7 separate regions of the Homo sapiens genome follow, and regions 1, 2, 3, 5, 6 and 7 are each linked to region 4. A link is a loop called in an ENCODE intact Hi-C map of the cell type or tissue named here. Cell type or tissue: endothelial cell of umbilical vein. All regions are shown on one strand. Region 1 has its middle 66 kb from the start of EDIL3. Region 2 overlaps EDIL3 (EGF like repeats and discoidin domains 3). Region 3 has its middle 210 kb from the start of HAPLN1. Region 4 has its middle 2.1 kb from the start of HAPLN1. Region 5 overlaps EDIL3 (EGF like repeats and discoidin domains 3). Region 6 overlaps EDIL3 (EGF like repeats and discoidin domains 3). Region 7 overlaps EDIL3 (EGF like repeats and discoidin domains 3).

Region 1 (4,000 bases), 730 kb before region 4:
GTAATTTTCTCTCTGCATTTTCTTGGCTTTCTCTAAAACTCTTTAAGAGAGTTATTCAGAATTAATTGTCAGTCATTTCCTAGATCCCCATTTATTCTGGTTCTGTTATTGGAGCTTGATTAACTTCCTTTGGTAGTGTTACATTTCCCTGATTTTAAATAATCCTGTATACTTACATTGATACCTGTGCACTTGATAAGACAGGTACCTTTTCCAATATTTGCAGGTATTTTTTGGTGGTGAGAGAACTTTATTATTTTGTCTAGCCTATAATTGCAGGTAATTCCAGCTAGTAGCAGCTATAGACAGGCAGACTTTGGTGTCAGGTTCTTCCACTGGGCTGGGTCACTTCCTGTGCTCTGAGGTTGAATGGTAATGCTGGCTGAGCTCTGTGGTCTAGTAAGACCACTGAATGGACTCTGCCATCAAATTTGGCTGCTGCCTGGGCTCTGCAAATAATCTCTGGTTGGGCAAAGTTGCAGATTACCACTCTTGGCCTAGTGGAGATGTTGTTGTTTCGAACCTGTAGTTGGGCAAGGCCATGTGCTAAACTCCAAGGCTGAGTGAAGTATCTTGGGTTGCTGCTCGACCACACGGGATGGACAGGGCAGAGGCTATGTGGCACAGATATGCATGAACTTGAGTTTGTTTCCCAGCCTGGCATATGCTTAAGCAGAGCACCGAAGTTTGGTGAAGTCACCACTCAGCAACTGAGGTTGGGCAGAACAAGACACCCTCTCCCCTGGTAATCACTGACCTGCAATTGCCTTCAAGCATGGAGAATATTTACTAAGAAAACCAGGGCTTAGTTGGATCACTTCCTGCCTGCAGTGGCTGGTCAGGGCCAGATGCTGTATCCACTGGTAATATTTGAGTCTGGCTCTGTGGCCCAGGCTGGAGTGCAGTGGCGCGATCTCGGCTCACTGCAAGCTCCGCCTCCCGGGTTCACACCATTCTCCTGCCTCAGCCGCCCAAGTAGCTGGGACTACAAGCGCCCGCCACCATGCCCGGCTAATTTCTTTTGGTATTTTTAGTAGAGACGGGGCTTCACCGCGTTAGCAAGGATGGTCTCGATTTCCTGACCTCGTGATCCGCTCCCCTCGGCCTCCCAAAGTGCTGGGATTACAGGTGTGAGCCACTGTGCCTGGCACAGTTGCTTCTTAACTAAGAAAACCAACGAAAACATCCAGGATGTGTGAGGAAGCTGGCTAGAGATCCAAATCAGGAAGTCCCATGGACTGTGTTTCCTGCAGCATGGCACTGTTGGTTAGTCTCTCTGGTGTGGTACTTCCATTGACCAGAATGCAGAACAACTACCAAGATCCACATGCTAGTTGATGTGAGCCCCAGCCTCATTCTTTGTTTCTAACTGACCTCAGGTAATCTAGCTCTGCCAGTACTACCAGTGTTTCCCATGGGACAAGATGGAGGTGAGCCTCCTGTAGAGTCCCAGAATAGTAGGGAAGCTGAATGTCTACCTCCAAATCACTTTTTCCACAATAGAAATCATAGATATAGGGGCATTCTCCATGTCTGGTGCTGTGCCAGCTTGGGGAGGGGCAGCATGGTCAAAGAACTGTTATTACCATTAAATTACAGCTTTTTTCAGTTATGCGGTCCAAAGAGGTGTCTCAGCCTTATTCCCAGGTTCTGGGATATTCATGATAGTATTTTTGCCTGTGGATAATTGCTAGTTTAATTTTCACTGTAGGGGAAGAGTGAAGCCTAAGAACTCCTATTATGCCAGCTTGCTCTGAGTGCAATTCTTAACTGATACCTCTAGAGGTCAGATTAAAATATATCATTTATGTTGCATTCATATAATGCCTAAGTCAGTTTCTTCAATATTGTATATTCTGATATTTCAAATGATATTTATCAGTTGTATGAATGAATATATTAATTCATTAATGGTGGACTTTCCAAAAAGTCTGAATGGCTTAGGTATAAAAATCATAAAGAAAATTATTCTCGATATCCAAAAAGAGTTTGTACTGTATAAAAAGATGAACAGGCTTAAGGTAGATTAAATTCACTTCTCAGGAACATATTAAAGTGAAACTAAGAATACTTGAGTTACATTATTGTAAGGTGACTGTTGGGGAAGGAAACTACTACATTCTAGATATTTAGGTTACAGAAAAAGTAGCAGCTGAATAGACCACTGTTCTGATCTTGAATGACATTTCCTATGTTGCTTTTATGCTGTTATTAAGATGATGATTCATCTCATTTTTAAAGCCCTCTAATCTTCCCCTGTTATAACTTATTCCAATGTTTAACAGCTAACACTGTCAAGAACATTTTCATTATATCTAACTCACATTCATTGTACTGCTCTTAGAAGACACAGAGAAAAATATATACCTATTCTCTGAATAAAAATTCAAGCAGAGGCCAAAGTTATATTAACTTTCTTAGAAAAAGAGCCAAAAATTATGGTGGGACATTCAGGTGATATGCCTAAGAATTCCCCCCAAATACCTTAAAGAGCATAGGAAATGACTGGAAGAGGAGAACCGATCACCTTAATGATAAACTGATCACAGTATAATTCTACTCTCTTTAATGACTTTCCTTATTAAATTCTCCTTGTGCAAAAAGTATGGTAACGCACTAACATTATCCAATTAAGCATCTATTAACTGCCTAAAATGGATATATGGACTATTACCTTAGAAAATTGGCAGATCTATACTAATTCAGTGTAACTCTATACTCTTGACAACTTTTAAATATGTAATATACAGAATAGATACTTCACTTTATTATGTTTATATGCATATATGCACACACATAAATATATACATGCAGTAACATAAACCCAATGATTTACTCAGAAAACACATGTTAAATGCCCTCAAAACATGCTCAAATATGGAACCCTCTAGTAGGAAATATGCTTGGTTTAAAGAAAAAAACAGGTGTAAATTAATATTATCAGTGTAGTTGGTGCAATTTCATAAAACATTGAAATATATTGGAGAACTCAACAGACCATATCTACAAAAGTAATAGGTTATGAAATGAGTTCTAATTTTGCCTGTAAGAGTGGGAGGCTAATGTACTTTGCGCTGAAAAAGTCATTCTATTGCATGATTACTTTTTAGTTAAGTTAAATATTTAAAGCATGCAGGACACAAACTGGCATGAAGTGGTTACTAAAAATTATTAACTCAATTTTCTGTTAGTACACCATATATATCAAATTATAAGTAGCAAGTGATGATAAGACCTTAATCTTTCTTTAACATCTTTATCATTCTATTTCCCTAATCAAGAGCTTATTTGCTTATTTATTTCTTTTCTAAGATCAAAGTGTTTTGGTCAGAGCCCTCAGCCATTCATTCTGGCTCCTCCCTGGCTAACTAATATTGTCTCTACTCTGTCCTTCAATCCTGTCTTCTTGCTGCCTTCCTGAATGCCATACTAATTTCTACTTCTCCACATGTCTCTAGTTCTCCACATTTTGTTATTTTCCCCATCTAGAACCTGTTCATCAAATCTTAACTTTTACTCTTGCCAAATACAGCTATCATCACAATGGGAGAGCTTTTATTAACTGTCACACTACACAAACTTTTCATCCTAGACTCAATATTTTACTTGTAATCACCACCATATCATTTTTAAAATTTATCTTTAAATACATTCAAATGTTTGGGAAAGTAGAGAAAAGTAGATTAAATTGTTTACAGATCATCAAACATGATTTTTAAAGTTTTCATAAACAGAAGAAAATGGATGAGATACTCAGCCATCCATTCACTTATCAAGTATTGATTGAGTACCGGTTTGTATTCAGTTACTATTGTAGAGACTGGGGATTAAAATATATGTGGAAACCAAGATCTTTGCTTGTGTAAACTTACATCTAATGGGAGGAGACAGATATTAATCAAGAAATATGAAAATGATTGTATCGTCTAGTAGGTTCCAAATGAGAAGTACTATGCAAAAGAAAAAACAAGTAAAGTAGAATATAAATAATGGCTTTCTC
Region 2 (4,000 bases), 530 kb before region 4:
AATTGACTCGATTTAGCATTATCATCTAGAGAGGGCAGCAGAGGGGCCATGGAAGGTTTCTTAAGGCACCAGAAAGGATTCTTAAGGCACTCTCCATAATGATGGGATAATTGAAAGAACCTCCTTTGGCCCTGGGTATATCAGGACTGTAGGCCTACCTCAGTTACTATCTGATGCAAGAACTTGGTTATAGGACAGAGTGGGATCTGAAAGAAGGGTTCTTATTTTTAGGTAAATATGTAAATATGAGACTGTGTCCTTACACTGATTACTCCACATAGGTGGGTGGGTCTTGATTTGGGGGAACTTTTATTCTGGTTTCATTACCTAGTATTTATTAACTAGATTTGATATTAAATGATGCCTCTTTTGATTTCCCTGTCTGTAGCCACCTCTATGAAGGGTCAAGAGAATCTTCATCATTTTTTTTGAGACTACTTCAAACAATAAATGCATTTTCCTTTTTCCCTCGGCCCAACCTCCTCCATCTGATTCAACACATTGCTGCCTTAGTGATTCTTCCAAAGCACAAATGTGGTGATACACTTTCCCATATTTCAAGTTCTTTTATAATTTTCCAGTGCTTGAAGATAAACTCCAAAATTTTTGGCACAGCATACAAGACCTTGATTCATATGGCCTTCCTACCTTTTGGACCTCATCATTTTCTATTTCTAATACGTATTTATATTCTAGCTACAGTGGCCTACCTGAAGTTCCTGGAATGAGACATGACCTTTTTCCTTTAAGTGTGTTATTCCCTTTGCCTGGAATATTAAGCATACGCTCTCTCCTCTTCATCACCTGATAGCACTGAGTCTCCTTAAAAGTCTCCACTGGTCCCACAGTTTGGATCATGTATACCAGTTGCAGGTGTTACTACTGTGTAGTATAATTGTAATTGTTCCTGCATTTTTATCTCTCCCACTAAGCTCCATAGTCTGTTATTTAGTTTGGTATATACAGCACTTACCTCAGTGCCTGCCTACCATGCAATAGGTACTCAAGGACTAGAAGGACAGATAGACAAATTGATAGACAAATGGAAGGATAGCTAGCTAGCTATATGTGTGGATGGATAAATGGATAGATAGATAGATGATAGATAGATAGATAGATAGATAGATAGTTAGATGATAAGTATATAAATGATAGCAAGTCTACTGAAGTATCTTTATCAGTCATCAATCACCCCATTCAAAATGCTGCCAGGATTGTCTTCTTAATTTAGATCTGACCATGTCCAAACTTTAAAATACATGTTAAAAATGTTAGACACTCTCTCATTGATTCCTTATCTTAAAAATTACAATGGCACTTTTTAATCCTCCCTGATCTAACATATTTATACTTTCTTAGCCATTCCAGATTAAATACTCCATGGTCCAGCCACGCTAAATTCTTTGGTATTCCCCAAACATTAATTCATTCATTTTATGACTCTCTTTTCTAAGGTCTGCTCCAGCACTTAGGTACTGTTTTAATCTATCATCTTAGTGTGGCTAATGACTTGGTTTATATTTGACAGAAATCATAACCTGAATTTTCATTTTTCAAATATTTTTAAAGTGCTTCATCTGGAAAAGAGTTTAAATAATTCTCATGTGAAAAACCTTACAGAGAATAACATAACTAAGAAATACAAACTAGTAGGAAGTTGGTGCCCAGATGCTTTTTTATTTTGAAAAGTCCCTTACTCATTGAGTCCAGGAGGTGGCAGTTTCACCTACAAAGCTCCCTTTAAAACTGTATGGGTTTTTGTGCATCTGATTCAAATCCTGTGTGCAATAAAGCCACACCCATGATTCTGTCTGAAGCCTGCTTTTTACTCCAGACTTAATCAGTGCTACTTTGGGTGTGTCAGCCTTCTCAGGGACAATCCTTAAGGTCTCTAGAAGCCCTTTTATTTAGCTGAGAAGATCTTTCAGGCTCCACCTGAATTATTTGAAATGTTTTCACAGGGAGGTTTGTAGCCACATCCATGATTGATATTTATGTTGGGCCATGTCTTTCTGGCATTCGATAATTTACCACTTTGAGAGTTGGGAGTTTAGAAACAATTGTGTTTTCTAACACAAGTCCTGGTCCTTGTATACTACTTCCCTTTACTTTCAAATGGACTGGTTCTTTATTTAGCTCATCTCTTTATTGTAGCACCTTATCATATGCAGGCAGTAAGAGCCAACTGATGCTTTAACAGTCTGCCCGGAAATCTCCTTACTCATATGAAAAGTTCATCGCATACATGTTCTACCTCCCCAGTTACCTCAGATGACAGCTTTATCAATTGTTACACACTACATAAAATGGGTAGCCATTTTTCTAGCTTTTCATGGCCATGACTGCTTTTCCAGATACTATCTGCCACCCATTGCCACAGCCAAGGCCACGTATTGTGGGGTTTCTGTTATGTCATAAGTTATTTCTCTGTAGCAGTTTCTTTCTTATCCTTCCACATTTCTTTCACTCATCTCAAGCAAGCTAGCCTGAATTCATTCACATGACGATCTCAGCACTCCAAGAGAGGAAGTAGATGTCTTCAAGTGCTTTTCAAATCTCTGTTGTCTTCAAGTCTGTTAACGACCTACTGGCCAAAGCAAGTCACATGGACAAGCCCAGATTCTAGGGATCCAGAAATAAACTCCTGTCCTTTAAAGAGTTAAAGAGTAAACTGTGTGGATATAAAGAAGGTATTTATTAGAGTAATTAATGACACTAGTCTATTACAGATATTTAGGTTAATATTTATTAACCAATTAGACAACATTCTCTTTACATATTATGAAGGAACTCCAAACTGAACCAATAGCTTTCAGAGGCAGTGTTTGAATTATGCAGTTTAATTTTTGCCATGTTACATAGTATTTTTTTTTGAGTACATGGTTTGAAATGAGTCTTGCAGATCTTATGTGTGAATCTTAATATTACCCTGACTTTTGACTTTGCCAAGGGAACATCCATAGCAAAGTAAACTAGTATGTTTCAATGTCCAAGACAAAAAAAAAATGTCAATTTCGGTTTTTTTTTATGCCTTAGGTGATATTTGTGATCCCAATCCATGTGAAAATGGAGGTATCTGTTTGCCAGGATTGGCTGATGGTTCCTTTTCCTGTGAGTGTCCAGATGGCTTCACAGACCCCAACTGTTCTAGTGTTGTGGAGGTTGGTAAGTGCAAAATTTAAGTATTTCAGTAGTTATCTTTTTATTTCCATGAATAAATGGCAGTTTGGCTGTGGTGCATTATGGAGATTAGTTGTAAAATTGCTATATGTTGCTAATTAGTTTACTTTTGTGTAGGATTCTCAGTTGTATCATTTCCAGTTTATATTGAAATTATATTAATTGTGTTCTTTAAGTTTTAAAATATTTTTAGTAATTAACACTAAATTTAAAGACATTACAAATAATACATAAATATAACATTTCTTATATTTCTAATATTAATATAAATTTAACATTTTATTCTCAAATAAAATACATAACTCCAAAGTCAATTTATTCAAGTTAAATTATCACTGTAAATAAAACAGGATGTTTTTAGGGACTTCGAATATCCATCAGCATTTTGTAGCTGTTCTAATCATTACTTTTCTTAGGTGATAAATATATTTTATATTTCTAAGCATATAAAGAAGAGGATATTCCAGATGCAGTGCTCTTCAAAGTTTTCTAAAAAATTTGCTCTGCAAAAATTAATGTGTCATTGGTTACATTCAAATAGTTTTTTAAAAAATCTGCGAAATATGTATACTTATGGATTTAGAGTAACTTCTGTAATTTCCACATAGGTCCCCATTAAGGAAATAGCTGTACTTTAAAATAATTTAACACCATGTAAACTTGTGCAGAGATTTTCTCTCTAACTAAAGAGAGAAATAATTTTCAAAGTTAATAGCACAGGTAAGTTTGAAAAAAATTTATATTTTTCGCATTAGTACCACGAAGAGTACAAGATGGAATATATCTGTTCATTATAGGAAACCAAACATGTTTTGTCAAC
Region 3 (4,000 bases), 200 kb before region 4:
TTTTGTCTTTCTGTCTCTCCTTTCTCATTCTCATCTTCCTTCAGCTCATTTTTGATCCTGAACTTTTTTACTCATGAATTCAGAAATAGCTTGTTAGGCAAAAAAAAAAAAAAGAAAGAAAGAAAAATCAAACATACTTGTAAGGGTCTAACTCACCTAAAGCCACAAGTCTCTGAATTCACTCCCTTTTCAGTTCAGAAAGCATGCTGGAAAGGAGTCAGTAATGTGCCTCAACTATCCTAGTGTCCCCAACATTGGTGTCAAAATACAAACACAACATTTAAAATATTTTTTTAATTGCACACAGCTTTTACTTCAGTCTGCAGGTCTAGAAAAGCCTATTGCACACAGAACTCTTTTAAGCCAGCTGTTCCAGGGGCAGACTACTGCAGCTTCATTCATGGGGCCATGGAAGGTTTATTGTGGTGGCATCTTCCTAACGTTTGCAGTGCCAGAGCTGTGCCAACCATAACTTTCAGCTAGAGCCATCATTGATGTGTCTGCCAGTCACTCCACTATGTGGAAGACTATTGCTTAGCTTGATGGAATGGTTCACTGTCTTTCTGAGAGATTGCAGCCAGTGTTACTACAGTTGAGCTACAGATAAATGTGGCATTTAAGATGGAATTCTCTCCCACAAACTGGGGGAGAAAAATGCTAGCCCTTCTAGTTTGCTCTGGTTCTTTCTCATTTTTGTTTTACCAAATAAAATATAGCTTATATGGGGGAAAATTATTATTAATAGACATGCTGGAAATCGAAAGTTATCATATCATATTTAAAGGTCTAAATACCCTGTCTTTGTGACAGGAAGTATAGATATTGTTTGATTGGTACGTACAAACAAAATATTCAGCATAGTCTTTCCCAAGTCATCCTAGATGATAGGATTTTAATATGGTATCAGAACAGTAAATCTGACTCACGCACTATGAGCAGAATTCCTGGAACTTCTAGTCTCTTCAAATTCCTTCTTTCTAGCTCAAAAAAGTCTGTGGAAAAATTCATCTATGCATTTTTCCTTTTCTTCCATCTTGTGACATTTACCATTTCCTCCATCATTTCGAAAACGAATGATCTAGTCTTTTACATTGGTATCATTGTAGCTGCTCATGCACTCTGCTCTAACAAACTCCACTTGTGCCAACAGAAATACCCCTTTTCCCTCGTTCACTTCTGTTACTTACTCCATCAGTAGACCACCACCTGGTACTGATCCACTACCCCATTCCTCATAAAGCTATCTGCTCTCATCCATGTTTTCATGTTTCCATGGCCCTATGCATCTAGTTGTTTTATTCCTGGAGCTCCCTGACTTTTAATGGATTCCTAAAATCTAGGCCTAGAAATTACCAGAATGCCCACTATGCTGTAATCAACTCCTTACCACCACCACCCCTGGCCATCCAACAGTCAAGCATTGCTTCCTGTCCATCTCCTTTTAAACACTAACAATTTCCTTCTTTCTAGTGGGGCGTTTCTTTTCCTACCCAGTAAGCTGCCCAGCGGGGAAGGTGGTCTTTGTGGCCCCTGAAGGCAGGGAATGTCAGTCTTGCAAATACACTACCCTCTTCATGTTTTGCCTTGCCTTTTTCCTGAGATCCCGCAGACGCTCACTCAAGGAGCTCCCCCTGGTGGCCTTGCTCATTAAGACAGATCTGAATTGGCAATGGTCAAACAGTAGCCTCTTCAGGAATTCCTGCTACACTATGGATTGCTGCTGGAAGGAATGGAAAAAATATAGAGGTTAAAATGGCATCTCAAAAAAGCTAGCAAGAGAGAATGTTTTTTTTTATTCTTTCAAAGATGGAAGTAATAATTGTCTCCCTTTAAGACCTGCTTATTACACCACATATTTTGTCAGATAACTTTTAGGAAAAGCAATTATCAAGAAGCATGTAAGTCTTAAAAAATAAATAAATAAATAAATAATGGTTGGGAAAGTACACGGAGGTGCAGAGGAGTGCTAGAGAGGTAATCCCATATGTGTGGACCTAAGGAGTGTTCTACAGTATGAAAAGAACCTGGTCACTGTGATAATATGACTGTATTTTGCAGGTAGGGGAAACTAAATTTTCAGGGAATATATACAGTAGAAAATAATACCTCATAAAATCACTGTGGAGGCAACATTGGGATGGAGTTGGGCGGTAACTGTGAAGGGAAAGGAGATATCTCACAGTAAGGAAAAGTGCCTGTTTGTCAAAAGCAGGTAAGGATTTTAAGATGTTTGAAAAACATCAACCACAGAATTGAGTTAGTGAGATTTTCCATGGCCCTATGCATCTAGTTGTTTTATTCCTGGAGCTCCAGGACTTCCAATACCACCACCAACAACAACAATGCTTGTGTCTGGAGCAATAAAATTCCCGTTTCAAGCAATAAAATCCTCTCTTGTCTATCCTGCTTCTTTGAAATGACTTATTCTCTTAAAGTGTTCCATTAGAGAAGGAGTCGGCCACCTACAGCTAGTGAAACCAGCTTCTCAGGAGTGTGTGTGTGTGTGTGTGTGTGTGTGTGTTTTCTGCCCTTGTTCCACTTAGCGGAGTATGCTTCTTATATTCCCTCAAAAAATCAGAACAGATTGTCATTTTGTTCAGAGAAAGACTTGGGGTGCAACGCTAAAAATTCCTGTTGGAGATCTTTCCGTTTGTGATGTATTTTGACCAAGTGAGCTTTTTATCTTTGCCTCAGTAACCTTCGCCTTATCACTCCACAGGAGCCAGCTGCCTTCCTTCAGGTGTCATTCTGACAGACACAACAGACAGCCCTCTCCCTTCCTATCACACATTTATCTAGACTTCCTTGGAGTGAGGAAGCTTTCTCTTTCTCAGGCTATTTACTCTCAGAGGCAAAGGAAAAGTCTTTGCTTCAAAGATTGAGCTGCTATTTCCTGCAGTCAGAGCCACACAGGCTGGAAGAGCACATTGAAGCCTGGTAATCAGAGATTCTTTCATGCTCCACATTAAATAGTGACACGCATAGAGTTGTTTAAAAGGTGCACAACCCAGTATATTTCATTGCAATATCTACACATTAATGTAGTTGAAAGTGGATTTGGAAGTGAGGAATAGATTTAAAGTACAACTTCATGACTCTGCATGAATTTGTCTGGTTTAGACCAGTCTGTTCTAGCTATGCGGAACCACAGCAATAATCAGGCCATTCATAAAGCAGTGTGTGTTCATTGTGGCAGCACATTTTACTTAAAATCTTTTAAATTATGCCATAAAGAATTTGGGCATAAGTCCATTTCAAACCCTTACACTGTCTCAGGGGTGGCCAACATAAAGATTTGTGCCAAAAAATGCCGTCTGGGTTAATTTTAAGATTCCTTTCCCCACCCCCACACACCACATTCATGATTTTATCCACTAGCCACCTAAAAAAACCTACCTACAAAATTCCACCATATGCCAGTCCTGTCCACACCTTCACAAAAACCAACATAATAGAAACTATTTTTCTAAACCACATCTGGAGTCATTACTTAGACCCGCACTTGCATTCTCCCAAGTCACATACTATCTTACCACAAAAGACGATATGGGATGCTTGACATTCTCTTTTTATAAGGTCACCAATCCCTGTGATATGATATGATCCTTGAAACAGTTCATTGTCTCAGACTGTGTAAGAAGTCAAAGAAAGGGAGTGTTAATAGACAAATGAATGTTACATAAAATAAAAATGCGTAGCTTTAATATTTATTGTACTTTCAGCAACACTGAAGGAAGCCCTCATATCTTTATCTCATTTAATTCTGACAGGAGGGCTATGTGGTAGACAGTAATATTGTCTCCATGTTGCATATGAGGAAACTGAAGTGCAGCATGTTTAAGTATACTATTATAATAGAATGGAACAAGGCCCTGTGCCCACACAATCTGGCCTTGAACTCATTCTTAGTCACTATGTTTATGTGACAAGCTTCAATTCATTCATGAAAAATTCTGCCTTCTATACCGTGCTAAGCTTATTCAGAAGTTTAAAAAGAAAA
Region 4 (4,000 bases):
CTGCTTGGGAATTTATTACATATTAAATATTCATGATATTGCAGATCAATATTTTTTTAAAAGTTGAAAATGTTCCTGCTACACTTATGCTACACACATATTCAAATTTGTATAAGGTGAAACCAGCTGAAATTGCTTTTTGGTAGGTCAAAAAAGGTTGAATATTCCATTTTATCTGGTTCAACCTAATTACTCAAATTGTGTTACAATTAGCAAAAGAATGCAAAGTTACATTTTATAACACCATTTTTTAACCTGTTTTTCATTCTTATAAAATACTGTTGTATTACATTAAACATCATTTCAAAATATGCTGTATATATTATATATAGAATATTTTGATATATAATTTTATATAATATAAATACATCAGCATATTTTGAAATAATATTGTTTAACATCAGATTATTTAATAAGAATGAGAAATAGTTCAAAATATATTATTGAAAAATAAAAAAAAGTTTGGTTTTTCTTGAAACTTAAAAAAATGGCTTATTTGCCTTCTCTAAATTAAAAAAGCAAATAAAACAAACCTCAATATGCTATGTGTTAGGGAAAAAAAAAACTTTAGCAAAACTAAATTTAAAAGAGTTTGATTAAGCAAAGAACAATTCCAACAGTCTCCAGAGGCAGAGCAGGCTCAGAAACTCCAACACAGCCACGTGGTAGAAGGTTTATGGGCAGAAAAAGGAAAGTGAGGTACAGAAACCCCCGGACTGGTTATAGCTCCACCTTTGCCTTATTTGAACAGGGTTTGAACAGTTGGCCACATGTGATTGGCCAAAGCTCAGTGTTGCCACAAGAGCAGGCTACAGTCTGTTTACAATTCCATTCAGGTTATAGTTCACAATGTACAGAGAAACCTTTAGGCCAAACTTAAAATATGTAAGAAGACAGCTTTAGGCTAACCTTGATTTAACAAAGGAAAGATTTGAATTTCCACATGACTTACTAATGTTAATAAATACAGGAAATCTTCAAATACAGAATACTTTTTTGATATGGTTTTCTTTAAGAAGATATTTTGGTCTTCAAAAATTATTTTTACAATTTATATCTTTGTAAAATATTTAGTCATGAAAATAGAGTTGTATTTATTCCTGCATTTACTTGATTTGATTTTTTACCATGGCTTATTATAATGCCTGTGCCCTGATGAAAAACTATAAGGGCTAATCAAAGTAATGTATGCCTCCATAAAGCACAATTTGGCTGAACATTAATTAACTGAACATAAAAATCTTTTTAAAAGACTCTTAAAGCTAATTCCAATGTAAATTTAAATAACTAGAAAACCATGTGAACCCCAAAACGAATGGAAAAATGTATATAACGTCAATTAAATTAAGCCTGAATAACACTTCAAATACACACTATTGATAGGTTAAATATTTGTGATTAAAAAGACTGGGGATCTTTAACAAAGACTAGTAAGGAGGCAATGGGGAAGGGAAGGCTGGAAATAGGGGAGGATCAGGAGGGACAGGATGACTCAGAGGTAAGTACCTGTCATTATTTCTGGAAGTCTATCTCAATAGTTGCGGCTATACCTGAGATTGAAAAAAAATCTAGTGTAGCTCACCATGGTGTGACTAAGTTGCAAAATAGATTGTCTTGGGTGGTTATTAAACAATTTCAGAAGAGAATACATTAAATTATCTTAATGTTGTGCCGGAATAAGTGTATAGAGCAGACCACAAAATAGGGGAACAAGTGCCAGCCATGAGCCAGCTGATTTGATTTACGCTCCAGGCAATCGCCAGAAATTAGGTTGTTAAGCTGAGGGAACAAGATCGGTATTTAAACTGTCTTTATATGATATCATAGCCACACACCACCAGCCTTACCACCTTTATGGTGCTTTAATATAAAAATTGGATATTTGTTTATAAGTCTAATTCGTTTATGTTCTTTAAAATACACACCACCCTGAACGTTTACAAGAAATATGAATAGCATAAAAACCCTTTGCATAGTTGAAAAGCCGAGATGTATCTTATTTTTATTGGCAGTTAATGTAGAGGCCTATATAACAGCTGCCTCAATAGCCACTAGATTAGGGACATAAAACTGCAAAACCTGTTCCCTGTGCGGGAGGGGAAACAGAAAAATAAGAGAAGCGCCCTCACCCAGGTTTTGGAATTCCAAGAAAGGTGTTGAACGCCTGATGAAGAATTCATTTTGAATATAACTGTCTTCATTTAGGGAGGGTGTGTGAGTGTTCCGTTTGTCTTTGAAATGAAACCTTTCCAAGAGGCACGTGTTGATTTACCAAAGACAGAATGGCAAGGGGGAGCCCAGAGGCAAGAACTGGTGAAATCTCTCAGAAGACGCGGGAAGAAGCCTTTTTTCCCCTGCAATCTCTCCCGCCTCTCTCCAGAGTCCAGGAGGAGGCAGTCCCCGTGGCTTAGGCTTTATCTTTAAGACAATAGCGCCGCTCGCCGCCACCCGCGCGACTCGGATCGGGCATCCCGGCGGCCGCACCCCGCGCGCTGGCTCATCTGCACACCGGCCACCTGCATTGTCGGCCAGAGCCCCCGTCCCGGCGGCTTCCCCAGCAGCTTGGCTGCCCCTCAGGTCCTCCCATCCCACCTTGCACCTCCAGGACGCCCTGGACCCGCCCATCCTCCTGCCCCACTAGCTCATCGACTTACGACTCCCTCAGTCCCTACGGCCCACGGAACCCTCTCCCCAACCCGCGCCACAGCCCGAGCGGCGGCGGCGGCCTTAAGAAGCCCGCAGTCCCGCCCGCGCCGCCCCGCCGGGGCCGGAGGTTGGAGCCGGGAGCACGGCCGCGAATCCCCGCACGTCCCCAGCGCTCCGCGACACCGGGCCCTGCTCGCTGCAACTCGGGGACGGCCTGCGTCTCGCCTCCACCCTGGCCGCGGGCCCCTCGAGCTTGTTTGCTTGTCCTCAGTCCCAGGGCCAGCCCCGCTCCCTCCTCCCGGCTGCTCCAACAGCCGTTTGCTTCCTGCGGTGTGTTTCTTTTTTCCCCTTCCTAGACTCCATCAAAGGTGGCTCTGTTATTGAAATATGAAGCCATTTCCTCTCCAAAACCCTTGGTTACTCAAGGCGGGAATCAATGGACCTATATACTCTCCCAGAAGTTATAAATAAACGTCTATTTGTTCAGGAGGCGTTTTCCCGCGTGTCCCAGCATCTTCCCCACTGGTTATTTCAGGGGTGTGTGTGTCTGTGTGTGTGTGTGTGTGTGTGTGTGTGTGTGTGTGTGCGCGCGCGCGCCCTGTGCCCATCTGGTTCTAATCCTGGTTATGGATCCACAACCCAACCCCACCCATCCCGTCTCCCCCTCGCATTCCTCGTTCTATAAATAAATCCAGGTTCTTTGAGCTCTGTCATCCAAGGATACAATAGCAGTTGTTTGTTAAGAGAAATTTAAACTCAACACCAATACTGAGTCCAGTAAACCAGAAAATATGCTTCTGGTGATTTGGGTGGAAGGCCATCTCCAGTTTAAGAAGCTTTATGTGCCACTATCATCATTGTCTGTTATCCTTGATCTCCTTTGGTGAGGGGAAGGCGGGAAAGAGAGGACCTCTCCGACCCTTGGATTTTTCTTTTAAGCAGAGGCTAATAAAACAAAGCGCAAACTGACTGTCCTGAGGAGTCTGCTCACACCGCTGCCCCGCAGATCATTCCACAGACCCCTTGTCCCATCCCTTCTGGACAGACCCAGGACTGATGAGGGTTCGGGTTCGGGAGGTGTGGTGTGGTGGGGGCTTGTGTGGCTGTAGCGGCCGGCTTTCCTAAACCCCAGAGCGGGATACTCGGGATCTGAGCAGAGGGGAAAGTCATCTAAGAGGCTGCTGCTTTACAAGGTCTGGGCACAGAGCTGCCCCTCCCTTCCTCCCTGAAGTTTGCATGAAGTGCACATTAGGCTGTAATTAGGGGATTTGGGAGGAGAACTTTCCTGGTGACGCTTTGCTTTTCTTCTGCTCTTGGTGAGAAAGTGCCTCCTTCTTCCCAGGATCAGGACCTC
Region 5 (4,000 bases), 660 kb before region 4:
TTTCTAAATTAAAACTATGTCATAATTTTCTCAAATATATTGACATCAATGTTCATATAAATCATGTATTCAAAATCTAGGGTATTTTAAATAAATATTTAATAAAGTTTGCTTTTCTCTCTAGATACATGTGATTTTTTTCTTCTAATAAAATTATAGCAATGTAAAGGGAAGGAATAAGATATACATGACTAAAATAAAGTAGCATGGTCACTCGATACCATTAAAAGTAAAAGCTTGACAGTTTTTAGAGTTAAATTAGTAGTACCAGCTGTTAATTTTATTAATTTCAAGATAAAGTTTTAATTAGCTAAAACTTTTCATTTTTGAAGGATTTTGCATAATGGGATGAACTGTATATATTATCATTTAGTGTATAATTTTTTAAAAGTTGCCTCCTTTGAGAGTTTCTTGAAGCCTAAAAAAGTAATTCTGATATTTGTTGTTTACTGCACACACTTGCAGGTGCAATAGCTTTGAGTAAGATTAGGATGTAATAGGTTCATTGTATCTCTTCCAAAGAAACAGTGCAGGCTTCAGAACTCAGTTCAAGTCAGAAGTAAATCATAACATTTGGATACTGAGTAAAAAATAGCAAATTTTGCAAATATGTGTTGAGTGTTAATGGCTTCTGTCATAGTTAATCATTTACTTTTTATTTGCTAAGTAGGTTGAAAATTAACATTATTATTTTAAAAAGCAGAAAACCAAAGCTAAGCCATTCCTATTATTCAGTTCTTCTCTGTGTTTTAAGGAAGACGCTTAGCATCTTCCTTAGATGTTCTATAGTTATAGACTATATAAATATTCTTCTAAAATGATTTTTTTATTTTTATCATAGTCCATGTAATGATTATAATGTTGTTTGCTTAATCAAAGCAAACATGTATTTATAGACAGAGTCAAATGACTGCCAATGTGAAGTAATTATTAAAATATTTCTCATGGTTTCCTATGTGATACAGCAAGAATTTAAGTACTATAAATACTTAAACTGAATGTATTACCACTTGTCACTGAAAATACCCCTAAAAATCTTTGATTTGAGCAAGTTGTTGAAGGGAAAAGTAGACTAGAATCAACTGTGCCCTCACCAGCAGATGTCAGGATAATCAACGAAGATCTTTTAAAGGAAAAAATAAAATAAAAGGAAAAATAAAAGAAGTCAAGTCATAAATGTGAATCTGCAGATCCACATAAAGTAACTTTCTACTCTTTACGAAACTAATGTTATTAGTTAGTTTTCATTGCTTCCCTGAGGAAGAAAAAAAGAGGGCATTGTAAGGTAGAATCCTTCTACCATAGGATTTTAACTTGGAAACACAGACATTCAAGTGCACACTTAGGTTGAACTATTACTTTAGAGGGAGTCTTCTAAGTACCTTCCAAGGAAAAACACAGAGAGCTATGAGGTGTTTGTAGTAAAACAATTATTAATGAAATTTATACCACGATTTCTAAGCTTATTCTTCATATGAACTATAAGTTTCATAAATAGCAGTTCTGTTATATTGATTTACACAGACATACACACTCAACTATTCCTATGCATCTACTGCACTGGAAAGAGATGAATGCTTTTATTTACTCTTTTTGTCATTATGGTAAAGTGTATGTTTTTTAGATCTTGCAAGATTCTACATAAAACAAGTCATGTGGCCAAAAGAGACAAATGTCATGATAAATAAAGCTTTGTTATATCCCATTTAAGCCAGTTATTAATTTCTATATATGTGACTCCTCTGCATCAATTGATGTCAGGGACTTGAACTAATTTATTTTGATTGCAATTGACCTTTAACTGATAACTTGTAGTTCCAGCATCTGCTGATGTAGCCCTCAAAACTATGTTACAGATTCACCATTATACCCTTTTAAGGAGCTTTTTTATACAGTCACTGACATTGTGCCAAATAGTCGGTTTCCAGTGGCATTCTTTCTGTGTCAGAGTTCTCCTAGGATAAAAATTTCTCTCTCCTTCATTCCGTCTCTTTCTCCTCCTCTCCCCTCCTCCCTCATTTCCTTGTTATATGGCAAATAGGACACAACATCTACTGTAAAATTGATAGTGATATTTTGTCATCATTATTAAAAGATTGCAAACCTTTGAAACGTTGTGAAACTTGTAACTTATCTTTTTGTGAGGAAAGAAAAGGAAGATGATAATGTCAAACCTCTGCCTACCAAACCTGAAGTTTAAAACATAAGTGGAAATAAATTGGGATCTAAATCATGGAGCAACTCAGGATTTTACACCTTGATTTGATCACACTGTCCTGCCTAAAGCTATCAAGTATACAGTAATTTATATCCACTTCACTTGTGGAGAAGCCACTTGCCTTGAAGCTTCATCCACATACCACATAGCTGAGAACCTAGGATAAAGAATCAGAAACTTCTGACCACAAAAATAGATGTCATAGTTAGGTCTTAGATCATGTATCATAGAAAAGCTTATTTCTCTTGGCTTTCAAGTTTCTGGGTCCTCTATAAACTGAATCCAGAAAGTGAAAAGCATATGAAGTAATAGGTCAGGCTTAATCAGAGCAGTAAAACATGCCAACTTTTAGACAAAGAGGAGACTCGAATAGTATATGTAAAAGCAGTGATACTTTGCAGTACAAAAAACTGGGTACATGCAGTTGGGAGGGTTTGGGGTGGGGAGTGGTAAGTGTATCACCATATAAGAGAATGCAATAACTGGTGATAATGCTGGTTTTGCGACCTAGAGAAAGCCTCACTGCAAGATGTTCAACATTTTTTGGGTGCAAATGCAGTGAAATGTATACATTATTTAAAAAAAGACTTGGTCAAAAATGTTTAAGCTTGAAAACCTGCTTAATGGTGAAATAGCTAGATATCTGAACAATGTACTTATTTAAGACTTTTCCCGTTGTGTCAAATAAAATGTTGGTATTTTAAAATTATTTTTCTTCTAAGGTAATAAAGTTTTAGAAGACACAAAACTGAATTTTGTAAAAAAGAAGTAGACCTTACAATGTAGATAAAATGTCCTGCAATTATTTGGTTATATTTTAGAAAATGTGCTGCTATTTTGTTTTAAAATATGCATTATTATAGTGATAGTAACTGTGTAGGAATTGTTCAGATTTATAGTGTGTGACTTAGAATGGAGGATTTAAGTACAAGAATTTAGGTGACGGCTTTTTAAGCACTAAAGCACTTTTGAATGTGGTTGTTACTATGGAGAAAGAAGATTGACTTAGCTTTGCCTTTTATCTTTTCCAAAACAGGTTTGTATCAAAATGATTGATCTCTTAAAATAATTTAATATGATATAATATTTCATAAATGGGAAGACCAAGGTTTTAATCTCTTGTTAGATGATATATGCTTGATTTGAAGATGATAATCTCTAAATGGGGTTAGGCCACCATGCATTCCTTAAGGTTTGTGCTTGGTATTTAACAAAGTGGTATATTTTGGGAATGCAAAATAATCCTTTAAATCCCCTCTTGTATTTTAGGTCAGGGGAACCATTTAGATTTTACTGATTCTGGGGATTATTTGAGGTCAGCCAGGATGAAATGGGCTCATGACACAATCAGGAAAGTCCAAAACAATTGAGTGGAAACATTGGAGAATATTTTTTATTTGAAATAAATGGACAGATCCCTCTCTGTAATGTAGAGCAGTCTCCCACCTACAGGCCTGAGCCTTAGGTCTGTGCTCACATCTCTGCTTCACTCTTTTTTTTTTTTTTTTTTTGAGACGGAGTCTCGCTACCCAGGCTGCAGTGCAGTGGCGCGATCTCAACTCACTGCAAGCTCCGCCTCCCGGGTTCACACCATTCTCCTGCCTCAGCCTCCTGAATAGCTGGGACTACAGGCTCGGCTAATTTTTCTGTATTTTTAGTAGAGACGGGGTTTCACCGTGTTAGCCAGGGTGGTCTCAATCTCCTGACCTCGTGATCCACCCGCCTTGGCCTCCCAAAGTGCTGGGATTACAGGCGTGAGCCACCGCGCCCGGCCTCTGCTGC
Region 6 (4,000 bases), 310 kb before region 4:
AAGACAGATTTGTTTTTTGCAGTGTCTACTATGTAGAGTTGACTGTGATATAGTGATTATTTTCATGACTACACTGAAGGAAGCCTAGCCTACTGTTGCATAAAGTTTCCATTATTCTAGAATAACCTCATCACTAATTCCCACCTAAAATGTGGACAAAATAAAAAAAAATCACACACAGCATATCCTTCAGTCTTTGAGAAAAATCAAAGCTTAGTTTAATTTTTTAAATAAAAACTGTGGAATGAGAAAGGAGTGGCATTCTTTTCTCAATGAAATGATTGCATCTAATTTTGTTGTGTGCATCTGTGTTTGTGTTTAATGGCAAGTGTAATTATGCACCTGCAATGTGTGGCTCTTCTAATTTTAGTAAAATTGATGCAACTATTTAGGAAATACATGACAAATTACTCTTTTAAAATGAGTAAATTTGAATGCCAAAGCCTTTTTATCTACCAAAATTTTGGTCTTCTAATTACATGCAGTAGCTACACACAGATATTATGTCCACCAGTTCAATCTGGAGTTTTTCCTGTGAGCTCAGAATCTTGCCCTGCTTTGTCCTGGATTGATCACAGCCACTGGCCAGCTAGTGCCCCCTATTCCCTCCCTGAAGAGTTTCCTATCTTTGTTGTCTAACTGTCATATTAAAGTGTAACGTCACATACAACTCAGAGTCCAGATCACTAACTTAATATATCCCACAGAGTGTAACTATCAGGTGATAGCTGGCAGCTCACAGAGAAGTGTGCCAGAACTCCAGAAACACACCAGATTCTTTGAATTTCTTTTCCAAATCTTTTCTTTTTTCCATTTTTTTTTTTTTTTTTTTTTTAGAGACAATGTCTGGCTCTGTCGCCCAGGTTGGAGTACAATGGCAGGATCTTGGCTCACTGCAACCTCCGCCTCCTGGGTCCAGACCATCCTCCCACCTCAACCTCACAAGTAGCTGGGACTACAGGCGTGTGCCACCACACCCAGCTAATTTTATTGTTCTTTTAGGTAGAGACGGGGTTTTGTCATGCTGGTCTTGAACTCCTGAGCTCAAGCAATCTGCCTGCCTTGGCCTCCCAAAATGCTGGGATTACAGGCATGAGCCACTATGCCTGGCCTAGTATTTTAATATCTTTGAATTCTATGTGTCTTGTAGATTGTCTAGAACAATTTTGAAGTTACGTTAGAAAAAAAATTTAAGTATGGCAAAGATGAAGAAAATAAATTACTAATCCTCAGTGGTCAAGTGATTTGATTTCTCATGTGTAAAGTTATTTTCTTGATCAGGAAATAATCAAGTTGAAATTAATGACCAAACTAGCAAGAGGCAGAGCCATGCAACATGGAAGTAGTAGAGAAAGCATAGGAGTTAGGAGTTGTCATCTCCAGAGAAGCATCCTACACTGGAATAGTGGATCAGAGAAGCAAATTATGTAAAGCAGAGAGTCTGAAGGACAACTTGGAAATTCCTTGATGGGTATACCTGTTGGGCTGACAGCCAGAAGACTTGAAAATACGGCCTTTGAAACCAACAGAGGGGCCATTCAAACGTGAGGACCCTGAAGCTCTACCATGCCTTGGTGAGCATGCCCAAGGCCAAACTTCTTGGAAGTCCCTGAGCACTGTTGGATGTTACATTTGCACATCTTCTCAACCACTCTCTGGTCATATAGAGCATATTTCAAAATATTTTATTTTTGATGGGAGAAACATAACAGCATATTGGCAAATATTGCCAAATATTGGTAGCAAATGATATCATGTATAATTCTGAAAGTGTAAGGCATACTTTAAAAAGTCCCATTAGTAATCACCATATCACAAAGTAGCAGTGGCCAAAGGTCATGTTAATATTATTTTTTCTGTTTCTTCAGATTTTCCTGGATGTTTCAGAACAGTGCTTGAAAATGAAAGCTTTTCTTCCAAACTATTATTGGCATTAACAAAATTTTGCTATGTCTACATAAGCTGTGTGACTCATAAATTAAGGCAAATATTTAAAAACCCTGACAGGAAACTTAGTTTATTTAAAAAAAAAGAATGTGATGATTCAAATTCATCTTATATTTGCTCTGTATGCCAGTTCACTAATTTAAGATCTAATTTTCCTATTTCACCTATTGGAACCTATTTTTCATGCAGAACTCTCAAGTAACTCAGAAATACCAGTTGTCAAATAAGATTTAATAGTTCTATTTTATGAATAGTTTTAATTTTAAAATGAGCACTAACATTAAACTTAGTATGTGGTTTTATGATTTAGCTGTTTGGATTTTTAAGGAAATGCCACATATGTTTTAAAGACCAAGCAAGTTTTAAAGGTTATGCCAGTGGATTACAAGAATTGCCATTCTAATTATGTTCAATATGGAAGAGAATGTTAATTGATCTTACTGGAGTGATCCTCTTAAAGGTTTTGGGTTTAATTAAACAGAGTTGTGTTTAATTCATTTCAGATAAAACTTTATTTTTAATTAAATGGGGAATGGCATTTAGCTATCTTACCTGAATTCTTTTCTGAGAAACTCTTCCATAAGAAAATGAAAACACTGATTTTGTCCTGTCTCGAGAACAAGTATGCTTTTCAAATACTACTTTTGTGCTTCTCTTCATTATGGCTCATGGAGCCTTCAACGAGATTCTGTGGTAACATATCCAGCATATTGGAAATTACACTGAAATCCCTCTGTATTATTTCAAGTTATTAAAAAAGCTTTTGTGTCATTTTTAGTTAGAGCTTGTCTGGTGTCTTTGTCAGTTTGGGCTGCTATAACAAAAATACTACAGACTGGGTGACTTAAAAAAAGGAAATTTACTTTTCACTCTTCTAGATCCTGGAAAACCTGAGATCAGAGTGCCAGCATGGTAGGGTTCTGGTGAGGACACTCTTCGTGGTTCCTAGATGACCATCTTCTTGATGTGTCCTCACATGGTAGACAGCAGAGAAAGAGGAACCTCTCGTGTCTCTTCTTGCATGGATACCAGTTCCATTCATGAAGACTCCACATTCATGACCGAATTACCTTCCAAAGAAAACTAAGCATTTAGTCCTTAACATCTGGTGATAAGTGTTGCATGGGTAGATTTACCAACTAAGTCACAGCCACAAAAATGTATCCAAAATTTGTCTGAAAATACAATTTTCTAAAGTAAAAAATTATTATCCATCTTTTTGAATTTAGCAAAATTTCTTAATGCCAAAACATCCAGTCAAAGCTTGAAAAATATGTCAAACAATTACTTATTTCATATTTTAAAAAATCAGCTTAGTGTATTACTATTTGTTACTGTTATGGGCTGAATTGTGTCGCCCCAAAATTTATATATTTAAGTCCTAACCCCAACTATCTCAGAATGTGATTATATTTGGAGATAGCATCTTTAAATAGGTAATTGGGGTAAAATGATGTCATAAGGTTAAGCCCAAGTCTAATATGACCAGTGTCCTTAAAAGAAGAGGAGATTAGGACACAGACACCCACACAGGAAAGACCATGTGAAGACATGGAGAGAAGATGGCCATTCACAAGCCAGTAACAGGCCTGAAAAGAAACCAACCTTGGCAACACCTTGATCTTGGACTACCAGCCTCCATCCAGCACTGTGAGAAAAAAAAATGTTGTTTTTTTAAGCCAAGGAGTTGGTGGCACTTTGTTATGGCAGCCCTAGCACACTAGTACAATGACTGACTCTAGTCAAGCATACAGAAGTGTACTGAAGCCAGAAGACGTGGGAGAATCTGAAAACGGTCAAGGTTGTGTGAGAAGTTGAGAGGAAGGCAGTCAGGAGGTGTAGGCTAACACCACTCACTAGGCTGTGATTGCTTCCCAGCCCTTAGGTCCCCTGTGAGTCTGCTATTATAGAATTCAGAATTGATACTAGGATACCAATTCTGAAAATGTATAGCATTGCAGCATAATCTGTCAGTTACTTTAAGATACACATTTAAATTAGTATGTTTGAAATTCTTCTATATTATGACAGTATAAATACAGCCCTAGGAATA
Region 7 (4,000 bases), 370 kb before region 4:
TGTGAGGGGCAGCCCTAAAGCATTTGTAACCTCTTCACTATCCTCTCTTTGACAACTCTTGGTAGTTCCCTTTTATTTTGAGGGGGAGCAGTGGACACTGTTAGTGACTGTGGGGCAGTCTTGGATTTTCTTAAGGCTATATTAAGTAACTGTTATATCCCATAAAATTTTAATTTTCTTTTTTCTTTTTTTTTTTGTTTTTTTGAGACAGAGTCTGGCTCTGTCGCCAACCTGGAGTGCAGTGGTGCAATCTCAGCTCACTGCAACCTCCGCCTCCCGGGTTCAAGCGATTCTCCTGCCTCAGCTTCCCAAGTAGCTGGGACTACAGGCACGCACCACCACGCCCAGCTATTTTTTTTGTATTTTCAGTAGAGATAAGGTTTCACCATGTTGGCCAGGATGGTCTCGGTCTCTTGAGCTCGTGATCCACCCACCTCGACCTCCCAAAGTGCTGGGATAACAGGCATGAGCCACCATGCCTGGCCAAAATTTGAATTTTCCATAAACAAGCAGTTCATTCATCTCTAGCCTGGGGCAATGGTTCTCAAATTTTAACCACATAAAAATTATCTGAAGAGCTTTTTAAATATGGTTCCCAACCTTAAAGTTTCTTATTTAGGAGGTGAGATTTGGAACCCAGGGGAACACATAACGGGCAGATACCCCCAGCGAATTTTGATATTGGTTATCCCGAGAAAATGTAGAAATCACTACCGTGATGGAACTCATAGTCTAGCAAAAGAGACATACTTCACCTAAGATGTGTCCTTTTATTATTAGAAACAACTTCATTAAATAAGTCAAAATGCTGGAGAAAAGCATATTGCTCTTCAAAATGAGACATCAGTGTGAAACATTTTAAAGCAATGGATGGCATCAAGACATTACAAATCCAAAACATAACAATCTATGCTGCCTTGATGGTATTTTATTATTAACCTGCCTCTACTAGTGACATCCTTAGGTGGAATCCACATTCCTCCATGAACTAAAAATGGTAATAATGCTTAATTGTTTCCAAGGGATTGGATTTTTGCCTACAACATGAGGCCTTCAATAATTAAGTTATGACTAAATAGTAAAAGGGTTGTGAAAATATTCACAACCTCATAAGACCAGGCTTTAAATGTTTTACTGTTAAATTTTTAACTGGGTCCTAGGAGTTCTTAAGAAATACTTGTTTTCTGTGCAACTGGAATATAATGAAAACATCGAAAATCCATTTACATTTTAATTATTAAAGATGGTTTAGCATATTTAGCATCTTTGAGGATGACATTAAGGAAGTTATTCCAGACAGAGAGAATAGAATAAACAAAGTCGCACTGGGGATGGAGAAAGCTCAACGGACATCAGAGTAAAGTCTTATTATAGTGAAGAGTTGCATATCTGTAGGGGTAATAGGAGGATAAAAGATTGAAAAGGTAAGGAGATGCCAAAATGTGAAAATACATCACATTTAGACTAAGGTGGCACTTGATTATGGAAGGGTATTGATACTGTCAGAACTAGAGTTTAGGAAGATGACATGTAAGTGGTCCGTGTTCTGAATACCTAACACAATGCCTAGTGCTGATGAAGCTTTCAGTAAAATTTAATGGAATAATTGTTGAATTGTGCTTTAGAGAGAGGGGAACCTATGAGCAAGGATACCAGCTAGGAGGCTTTTACAGCTAACTGCCTGGAGGCAGATATAAGGAGGGCCTAAACTAGACTGGCAGCTGTTGAAATAAAAATAAAAGATGAAATACTAAGAGAGCTTGAGGATGCATCATTAACTACTAAGATATCTATCAAATTCAAGAAAAGGAGTTCATCGGCTTTTTGATTAACTTGGAGAAAAATCCTGATAAGGGTGTATAGCATTGAGTTGGAAAATTACTTGTTGCTCTGGATAGAGAGTGGAAGTGGATTAAATGGACACCACTGCCATGTGACACTTCTGCTTCTAAGCCGTTGGCCATTTATGAGTCCCATGGCCCCATCTAGTGGAGTGGGAGGTTGAGTGACATCCACTTAGAGTTGAAAGAGATAGTTAGGGAACATTTGGGAACTTCTAAATGAAGTTTCATCTTCTCCTATTTCCATTTTCATCAAAACAGTTTCTGAGACTATAGCTCACCTGAAAGTATCATTTTGCAGGACTCTAGAGAAGAGATACACTGAACTTTGAGGTTCTAAATGAGTGTATTTATTCTCCTTTAATGCCTTTTTCAGAACATTTCTTTTTTATATCATATGTTGGTTACATTTTCTCCATGTATTTGCTTTTGATGTTTTTGCTACCACTGCTGCTGTTTTCCCAAAACTGATATATTTAATTAAAGTGGTAGCTATTTCATCCTAATGCTAGTGTACTTGGTATAGATCACTTTATTTTGTTATGATTTTGGCTCTTGAAGAAAATAATCAAGCTCTCCTTTTTCCCCCCACAAATAGCCTGTCACATTTTCTTGCTTCTATTATATACTTAATGCTTCAATCACTTTGAAACATTTATTTCTCTGAATTCATAATACATGGGCTGTATTTTCATTTCTCAGATTAAAAAAAGAAAAACTATGTTCAATGCAGGTCTCCTTAGTTTATTACTATCATTAGTGTTGTTAAGAGATGAAGTACTGAATTTTAGAAGTATATGTGAATATTTTTATCTTACTTTTCTTTGCAGGGGCCCAGCCTAAGCCAGTATTTTTACATAATGTCAGCTTTCCAGAAGCTCTTAAACCAAAATGTGATTCTCACAGAACAAAACAAAACAAACAACAAACAAAAAACCCAGACATTTAAATAGAATTGCCAATGTATCTTAGCTTCTTTTTTTTAAGAGCATGCATTAGCCTGGATTTGGAAAGATGTACATAAATTTTGAAACATCAATGCATTATCTGATACTTTTTGGAATGTTTTTCTGAGTCTCAAATCTACAGTAGATGAATGAATATTTGTTGAGCAGCTACTATTTGTAGAGAGCTATTTGGACAATATATAAGTTTTCTCTGCCCATGTGGGCTTATTGGAGTGGAGAAAACATTTCAAATTATCTTATATGGAAGTTTTCTACTTCATTCTGTGGACATTTCAGAGAGAAAAAGCTATTTGATTTCATTCAACAAGCAATTATGTTCTGGGAAATGTGAGGAATTTACTCTGTGAGTTCCAGCCACATGGGACTTCTTGAAGGGTACTTCATTCTTTTTTTCCATGCTTAGAAAAAACATATTCCCAAGAGACCCCCAACTTCATTTAAATTAATGAATTTATTCATTCATTCAATATATTTATTATTTCCCATGTGCCAATTGCTGTATAGATGCCAGTTCCTCAGGGAAGCTTTCCCTAACCCTATCCCTCTCCTCAACTAGATTCCATTCTAATATATATTTTCACAGCTTCTTGTTCTTTTCTAGCACAGCCCTTGCCGCAGCTAGTAATTAGACTATGTAAGATATTGTTTATTAGGTAAGCTGCATGAGGGCAGGAATACTATTTGTTGGCTCTCTTTGTATTCTCGTCAATCTCAGTGACTGGTGACTAGTGACTAACCTTTCATAAAAAAATGAAACAGATATGCTATCATAATGTTTTCATATCCCCAAGACTGAGAATATTTTTTATTTGCTCAGTAAATATATTTGAATGCATTAATAAATAAAGTGAGGATAAACCACATTACCTGTTCTCTGGATGTTTAAATGTAATGCAAGTGAAGCACATTTACATAAGCAGTTATATTATATGGTGAAGGAAGAGGATGTTCAAGATCAGTGATCCTGGGTTCTACTGGCCATTGACTGTCACCTTGAACAAAGTTACTGGGCCACTCAAAGGTATGTCTTCTTTATATACAAAGAGTCAACAAAAATAGATGGCCTCTTAAAATTGTTGTGAAGATTATACAAAGGATGTTTAGTCATGTATTGGCCATAAAGCCAGTGATTAATAAATGCATGTTCTCAATAATTCAACAAATATTTATTAAGAGTTATAGTCAGGACTT

The links. Peaks named below come from ENCODE experiments on the same cell type or tissue, not always from the same donor. Only the 100,000 strongest peaks of a DNase experiment are listed, where the experiment ranks them.
Region 1: a loop joins it to region 4, with 15 times the contacts of the local background. A loop is called at or near these places in 9 of 110 quality-filtered maps.
Region 2: a loop joins it to region 4, with 12 times the contacts of the local background. A loop is called at or near these places in 20 of 110 quality-filtered maps.
Region 3: a loop joins it to region 4, with 5 times the contacts of the local background. A loop is called at or near these places in 19 of 110 quality-filtered maps.
Region 5: it touches region 4 in a loop (11-fold over the local background); 18 of 110 quality-filtered maps call a loop at or near these places.
Region 6: a loop joins it to region 4, with 3 times the contacts of the local background. A loop is called at or near these places in 3 of 110 quality-filtered maps.
Region 7: a loop joins it to region 4, with 5 times the contacts of the local background. A loop is called at or near these places in 5 of 110 quality-filtered maps.

What each region holds. Positions count from the first base shown.
Region 1 is chr5:84,449,006-84,453,005 of GRCh38, reverse strand. No RefSeq gene overlaps it. Among named protein-coding and RNA genes, the nearest start is that of EDIL3, 66 kb to the right of the region's middle. In endothelial cell of umbilical vein, no CTCF peak of the experiment used is centred here; no DNase peak of the experiment used is centred here.
Region 2 is chr5:84,253,249-84,257,248 of GRCh38, reverse strand. EDIL3 (EGF like repeats and discoidin domains 3) reads left to right here. Exons shown (of 11, transcript NM_005711.5): 2 at 3,037-3,165. Among named protein-coding and RNA genes, the nearest start is that of EDIL3-DT, 130 kb to the left of the region's middle. In endothelial cell of umbilical vein, a CTCF peak has its summit at 1,722 (motif pointing right); no DNase peak of the experiment used is centred here.
Region 3 is chr5:83,924,959-83,928,958 of GRCh38, reverse strand. No RefSeq gene overlaps it. Among named protein-coding and RNA genes, the nearest start is that of HAPLN1, 210 kb to the right of the region's middle. RefSeq lists an enhancer at 1,226-1,727. In endothelial cell of umbilical vein, CTCF peaks have their summits at 1,445 and 1,645 (motif pointing left); DNase peaks (open chromatin) are centred at 1,648 and 2,858.
Region 4 is chr5:83,720,972-83,724,971 of GRCh38, reverse strand. No RefSeq gene overlaps it. Among named protein-coding and RNA genes, the nearest start is that of HAPLN1, 2.1 kb to the right of the region's middle. RefSeq lists a silencer at 2,473-2,532. In endothelial cell of umbilical vein, a CTCF peak has its summit at 2,441; DNase peaks (open chromatin) are centred at 2,551, 2,711 and 2,961; H3K4me3 peaks cover 834 bases; H3K27me3 peaks cover 375 bases.
Region 5 is chr5:84,377,037-84,381,036 of GRCh38, reverse strand. The region is part of intron 1 of EDIL3 (EGF like repeats and discoidin domains 3); the gene reads left to right. Among named protein-coding and RNA genes, the nearest start is that of EDIL3-DT, 3.4 kb to the left of the region's middle. In endothelial cell of umbilical vein, no CTCF peak of the experiment used is centred here; no DNase peak of the experiment used is centred here.
Region 6 is chr5:84,030,540-84,034,539 of GRCh38, reverse strand. All of the region lies in intron 9 of EDIL3 (EGF like repeats and discoidin domains 3), which reads left to right. Among named protein-coding and RNA genes, the nearest start is that of HAPLN1, 310 kb to the right of the region's middle. In endothelial cell of umbilical vein, no CTCF peak of the experiment used is centred here; a DNase peak (open chromatin) is centred at 1,989.
Region 7 is chr5:84,087,151-84,091,150 of GRCh38, reverse strand. The region is part of intron 6 of EDIL3 (EGF like repeats and discoidin domains 3); the gene reads left to right. Among named protein-coding and RNA genes, the nearest start is that of EDIL3-DT, 290 kb to the left of the region's middle. In endothelial cell of umbilical vein, a CTCF peak has its summit at 1,968 (motif pointing left); no DNase peak of the experiment used is centred here.